Regions from separate parts of the Homo sapiens genome. Here region 1 is linked to region 2. Evidence: read pairs that join two places in POLR2A ChIA-PET (ENCODE). Cell type or tissue: MCF 10A. All regions are shown on one strand. Links, peaks and the distances in the headings refer to the core of each region. The heading gives the core; the rest is flanking DNA. Region 1 overlaps TCF7L2 (transcription factor 7 like 2). Region 2 overlaps TCF7L2 (transcription factor 7 like 2).

Region 1 (2,804 bases), core at 37-2,536, 100 kb before region 2:
CTCTTTCCAACAACACTGTTCCCTATGTATTTTGGGCATTCCATGATCACACAGCGTACCAATTTACACTTCCGCATCTAGAAACACAGTCTTCTGGGAAAAACCTGCTCTTTTCGGTATGGCTGGGGAGTTGTGCTCTAGCTTGTAATTTGGGTTAAGGAAGTGACTTCCTGACTGACAGGAAGCAGAAGCCGAAGCTGACTTTAGCTGCCTGCAAACCCCTCGCTTGGAGAGAAAGCCTGAAGTTCTCCAAGAGAAGAAAGCTACTTATCAGGGAATCTTCCAAGAACAGAAACCTCTCCCCTGACCCCCCCATTTATTAAAACAAGTTTATCTAACAAACAACTCGAGTGCATTCGGTCCTGAAGAAGTAAGCTCAGTCACTGCTTTTGTAACAACACAGTCCTTTTAAGGCTTCTAAGGACATAATTACCAGTTGAGTTTTGAACTTTGCCCAGATAAAGGCCAATACACCAGGCTTTGCTGTTTGTTTCTCGAATCAAGTAAATTCAAGTGTGAACAGAATTCTGGATCTCCTCTGTGCCTGCAATTCCTTCTCTCAGACATAGTTACTTGCTGCCCCCCTTTATCACTAAATGCATTTTTATGGAGAGCCAAATACATTTTGTTTTTTAAAATTCCAACCACTTGATTTTTGTTCTATCTGAGCATTCTGAAGAACAAACACTAACAGGGTATCCGCTGAACAGCTAAGATGTAAATGTTATCAGAAATCACACTTCCTTTCCTAAAGCCCACTGTCATATCCACCGGGGGCGGATAATCTACATGCCAGCAAGCTTTAAAAACTGACAATATGCAAGGCTAACATTCAAATTTAAAAAGAAACACCCTGCTGTTCCTTCACACACACACACCCCAAAAATGGTATGCAGAAATATGGAAGTGAATGGCAGATAATTAAGGAGAAAACAATCTGCTCTTTTCCTATCTCTTACTGACATGTTTAATAGTTTCTAAATAAAAAATGTGATTTTCTGTCTTTTTTCTCCCCTTCTCCAAGCAATTTCCGAGCCAGCTTTGGGCAGTAAACAGTTAATATTCCACTCTCCCTGCTGCCTTGAAAACCAAAGGAACAATTGAGACATTGTCCAGTGAACAAGACTCCCAGGGACTGACATTTTTGTTTATGTCCCAGTTCTCAGACTGTCAATTTCCACTAGGCACGTTAAAGCCTGACCCGCGCACCAACACAGTCCACCGTGAGCTGAAAGGGCTCCGCTTCATTTATTTTATTAAAGCTTCGGTGTCTGTTTTTGATTCAAACTCCAAACCTCCCCAACCCCCGCCTTTTCCCCAGAAAGTTGCCTCCTAACTCTGAGACTGTGTTGCAATTCCTTCTTGGAACACTTTGCCAAGAAAAGTAACAAAATATTTTTGAATACCAATGTTTGCATGGTTTTGCCAAAAAGGGTGGGGGGTGGGAGGAGGACCTGAACAAGTGGTCCAGCCTTGAAAGCCGCATGTTTTTATGGAGTTTTGAAAATATTCCTCTGAAATGATATGCAAGCCGGTACCTACGGTGACCTAACAGTCCAAACTCTGGCACTCCGAAAACATTTAAAAGTCCTCCAATGCATCCGAAAAAACCCAAACTTCAGGTTCAAAAACAAAAAGTGTACATCAATATTTTCCTCCCAACCGATGCCACTGCCTGACAAATTGTCTGAGTTATGGCCCTAAAGCTTCCCCTCCCCACACCACTTTCCTACTCTTTTTATCCCCCACTCCCACCTTTTGGGGCATGGGGGGCGGTTGCATTAGTGATTTCGCAGGTTTGGGGTCTTGCTCCTGACACTTTATCTCCATGAAAAGCATACACAGCAGTGAGCACCGTTTCCTGTTTGCAGAGCGGGCATTAACTAAATCACACCCTATGCAGCAGCTACGGAATGCAAGAGCATATGGCATTGTGCAAGGATTTACCGAGGAATAAAAGCAGCAACGCTGGCCTGCTGCTTACTATCAAACCCTGTCACTCTGTGCTTGCGGGTCTCTCTATTTCCCACTGGCCCAAGCCCATCTCTCCATATTAACGTACAGCGCACACACACGCACACACACACACACAGCTCACGACCCAAAACCTGGAACTTTTACAAGGAACAAGACACAGGAAAGCCACATGGATCCAACCCCCCTCAGACCCCTTATTGCTCAGATTGGAGACACAACCCCTCCTTCTCACAAACTGACCAGGAAGCAAAAGGAAGGGGCTGGGGCTATGAGCTGCCCGGAGGATCACAGTGTGGAGTCCATGTTGCCCTCGGGGACCTGACACCAAAACCCGGTATAAAACCACATTTTCCAACGAACCATCTATACCTTTCTTTTCCCTCTCACCCACTCCAAAAACAGCATTTGGCCATCTTCCCATTGCAGACTCTTTGTTTAGAATTGAGGATTCCCCACCCCCTCTTCATCTCTACTCTAAAGGGCCTCTTCAGACCCATTCAGAGCCTGCTCAGGCTGCCCAAGCTGGGGCATCAGACACTGAAATAAATGGTGATACTTTCATGGCATATTTGAATGTAACAAGCCATTCTCTCCCGAAAGGAAGCCCTGTTGGGCAGTCACAAGTTGTTACTGAACCAAGGTTGAAAGACAGAATCCCTAGGGGCCAAAGGTAAGATTGTAACATTTATAGCCACCACCTTCTTCCCCCTTTAAAGGCCCTAATGAACCTACATAGGGCACACGCAAGACATTAACTTCTTCCTGCCAGAAGCTTCTATTTGCTCGATGAGGGTCCTTCTAGGCAAGCACCACAGCTCCAACACCTC
Region 2 (2,804 bases), core at 83-2,582:
CCTCTGGCTACTTTTCTGTGCCTCCTCCCGCAGATACCAGTACATTTTTCACAAATAAGCAGCCCTCCCATCCCCAGTGTAAACCTGGATTTTTTTTCCCCTCACCTATTATATTCTTTTAGTCAACTCTCTTCACCTCATCTCACTTTTTTAAAAACTCTCACGTTAACTAGTTTAACTAGTGTACTATGTAATGTGTACATTTTCCCTTCCACTCAGGGGAACATCATATAAATTAAAGAGCCGTCTCCCATACCAGGTTTCTTTAAGTATTCCTGGGGAAAATGCACAATATAGGCAATGTAATCTCAAAAAAAAAAAAAAAAAAAAAAAAAAGGTGGGGGTGTTGGGGGGAATTAAGAAAAGAGAAAGAAAGGAAAAAGGGAGAAAAGAAAAGGGAAAAGATGCAAACACCTAGAGCAACTTTGCTTTTGAAAAAGGCATCTGTGCAGAGCCCCCACTGAATTTCCATTCCTGAAAGTGCTCTTTATAAATGTGTATAACAATAGCCTAGAGGAAACGTACAAGTCAGCTGCCAAAGGAGTGGTGGCGTCTGTCTCAGTAAACTCAAGATTGTAGAGGTGGGGGTCAGCGGAGAAGGGAGGGCAGCATTTGCATTAGGATACCACCACCTCCCCCCATCTCATTGCTTATAATTAGTGAGAGAAATCTGAGCTACTGCCAATGTCTGCGGACCTTGAATATTATAAGGCCAACGTGGCGTCAAATATCTTAACATTCATAAGTGTTATGGGCTGTAAATAAAGCCTGTGGATTTATGACCTGGTGGTGCGCTTGCCAGCAAAAAGACTGGGGCACATTTCTTTCAGCAGACCTGTCGAGGTGCGAGTTTGCCTTTGGTTGTAAAATTAACCATTTCCTTCACAAATGTGCTCAATTATAAGTCAGAGTTGAAGATTTACTTACATAGTTGCCAATATTCACTCCCAGAAGAAACTCAGATGCCCACATCACACACCCCTTTGAAAATAAGACCCTCAAGAATTTGGTTCAGCCTCCTTTTCCAAACTTTAAAATGTGTCACCTCAAAAGAATTATAAATGCAGTCAAAGATATTATCTAATGCCACTCACCAAGACTAAAAAGCTTACACTTACTTCCCTGGAAAGTGCTTATTTATTTGGCAACTCCAGCATTTAAAAAAAAAAAAAAAAAAAAAAAGGTAAATCACTCCTTGCCTGAAATCTCCTCCCTTCCCCCAATATAATGTCATCTACTTCCTGTGCAGGAGAGAGCATTTGCTAAATCCAGGTTGTCTCATACTTAACTGCCAATAAACCAACTTCCACATAACTTCCAGACAGCTGGGGGAAAGGTCCTCGGAGTTTTAGTCATGGTCCAGAAACACGCGTCCACACAAAAATTTGCAGCTGTCCTTTCTCTACAGTGCATTTTTAATGTGATTCAGGGGGGCCTGTTGTGAAACATCTGACAAAATGTAAAATCCTCTTAGATACCTTCTAGTTTACCCACTGCACGTGTGTAAGAGAAGTTGCACCAGGATTTCTCCACCGAGAAATCTAGGCACTTTTTGCACACAGCCAGGGGCACCTCGTGGGATGTAAGGAGGCATTCGAAACCTGGAAAGACTTCTACTGTAATCTTTAAAAGCACAGCCTCTGGTGCAACTATTAAAATGCTAGTTTTCTAAAGCAAATATTTTTTTCAATGGCGTGCAGAACTGCAGCGATCCAGCACGGCAAACAGAACAGCATTCTTGATCTGCAAGCCCCTGGAAACCTTCCGGTAACTTTTTCACAGCTTGCTAAGAAACAGAAAGCTGACCAACTTCCAGCAATGACTCTAAATGAAATCCCTATCAGTAAAATTAAAATCAAGGTGAAGAACTCCTAGCAAGAACGAGGATTGTTTTCCTCAAAAAACTCTTTCTCAATCAGACACAGAGGGCATCAGTCAAAGCTCCTTCCCTTAAACAGTCAAAAGTTTCCAAAAACACGTCTTCCAGATAAGCTCGTTAGGCTCCCAAATGCCTGAGTTTGTTTCTGGGATTTCAGAAAGTTTCAATATCAACAAAGTGGAAAGCGCTGGCATATTTAATTTATAATCATTAAAATATGACTTATTGGGTGAATGTTGAGCCTATAATCCATACTGCAGACATTAAACCCCAACCTATAAAGATTAGCATGGAATTAATACGGTTGCATTGAGATTGAAATCTAAACATGTTCGCCATAAATATTTCTGAAGGAGATGAAAAACAATTAGCATAAATACCAAAGAAGGGTAAGAACACCTGTTCTTTTTCAGGGCGATAAGCATTTTATTGTTCTCTATTTAAAATGTAATGACCTGTGTAATTACAGTAATATTACATTGTTATGTAGGGGCTTGGAATGTCACACTTTGAAAAGTGTTGTCAAAACAATCAGGGGTGAGGTGGGGGGGTGGGAGGACAACTGGGAAGGACCACCATTAACCCTTCACACTCCAAGGTCTAAATCTTTTGTATTAGAAAGGATTATGTTGTTTCAGTGAGGAAAAAACGTCCATTTTTCACAAGCCAGAAAGAGAAGTTGCCCGGCTAAATAAAATCCCAATGAATAGGCCCCTCTCGGTTTCCTTTAAATGCTGGATTCCAAGTTCAAAAATGAATTCAAGATGCAGCTTATTTATCTGTTCAACCTAGTAGCAAAGAGCTCGGTTGAAAAGCAAATAACTTTGGATAAGAGAAGATGCAAGGGCTCGAATAATCAAGTCCTTAAAAAGAAATTTCAAACCTAACTGGAATTTCAACCACCATATTCCTATTTCCACTTTGC

What was found. ChIA-PET counts read pairs that join two places held together with the same protein. Peaks named below come from ENCODE experiments on the same cell type or tissue, not always from the same donor. Only the 100,000 strongest peaks of a DNase experiment are listed, where the experiment ranks them.
Region 1: POLR2A ChIA-PET joins it to region 2 with 37 read pairs; 9 of 35 experiments call an interaction of 5 or more read pairs at or near these places.

The regions. Positions count from the first base shown.
Region 1 is chr10:113,057,983-113,060,786 of GRCh38, reverse strand. The region is part of intron 5 of TCF7L2 (transcription factor 7 like 2); the gene reads right to left. Among named protein-coding and RNA genes, the nearest start is that of SNORA87, 14 kb to the right of the region's middle. RefSeq lists an enhancer at 2,016-2,644. In MCF 10A, for the core only: no CTCF peak of the experiment used is centred there; DNase peaks (open chromatin) are centred at 1,336, 1,926 and 2,386.
Region 2 is chr10:112,954,723-112,957,526 of GRCh38, reverse strand. The region is part of intron 3 of TCF7L2 (transcription factor 7 like 2); the gene reads right to left. Among named protein-coding and RNA genes, the nearest start is that of TCF7L2, 5.9 kb to the right of the region's middle. RefSeq lists an enhancer at 1-27. In MCF 10A, for the core only: no CTCF peak of the experiment used is centred there; a DNase peak (open chromatin) is centred at 1,346.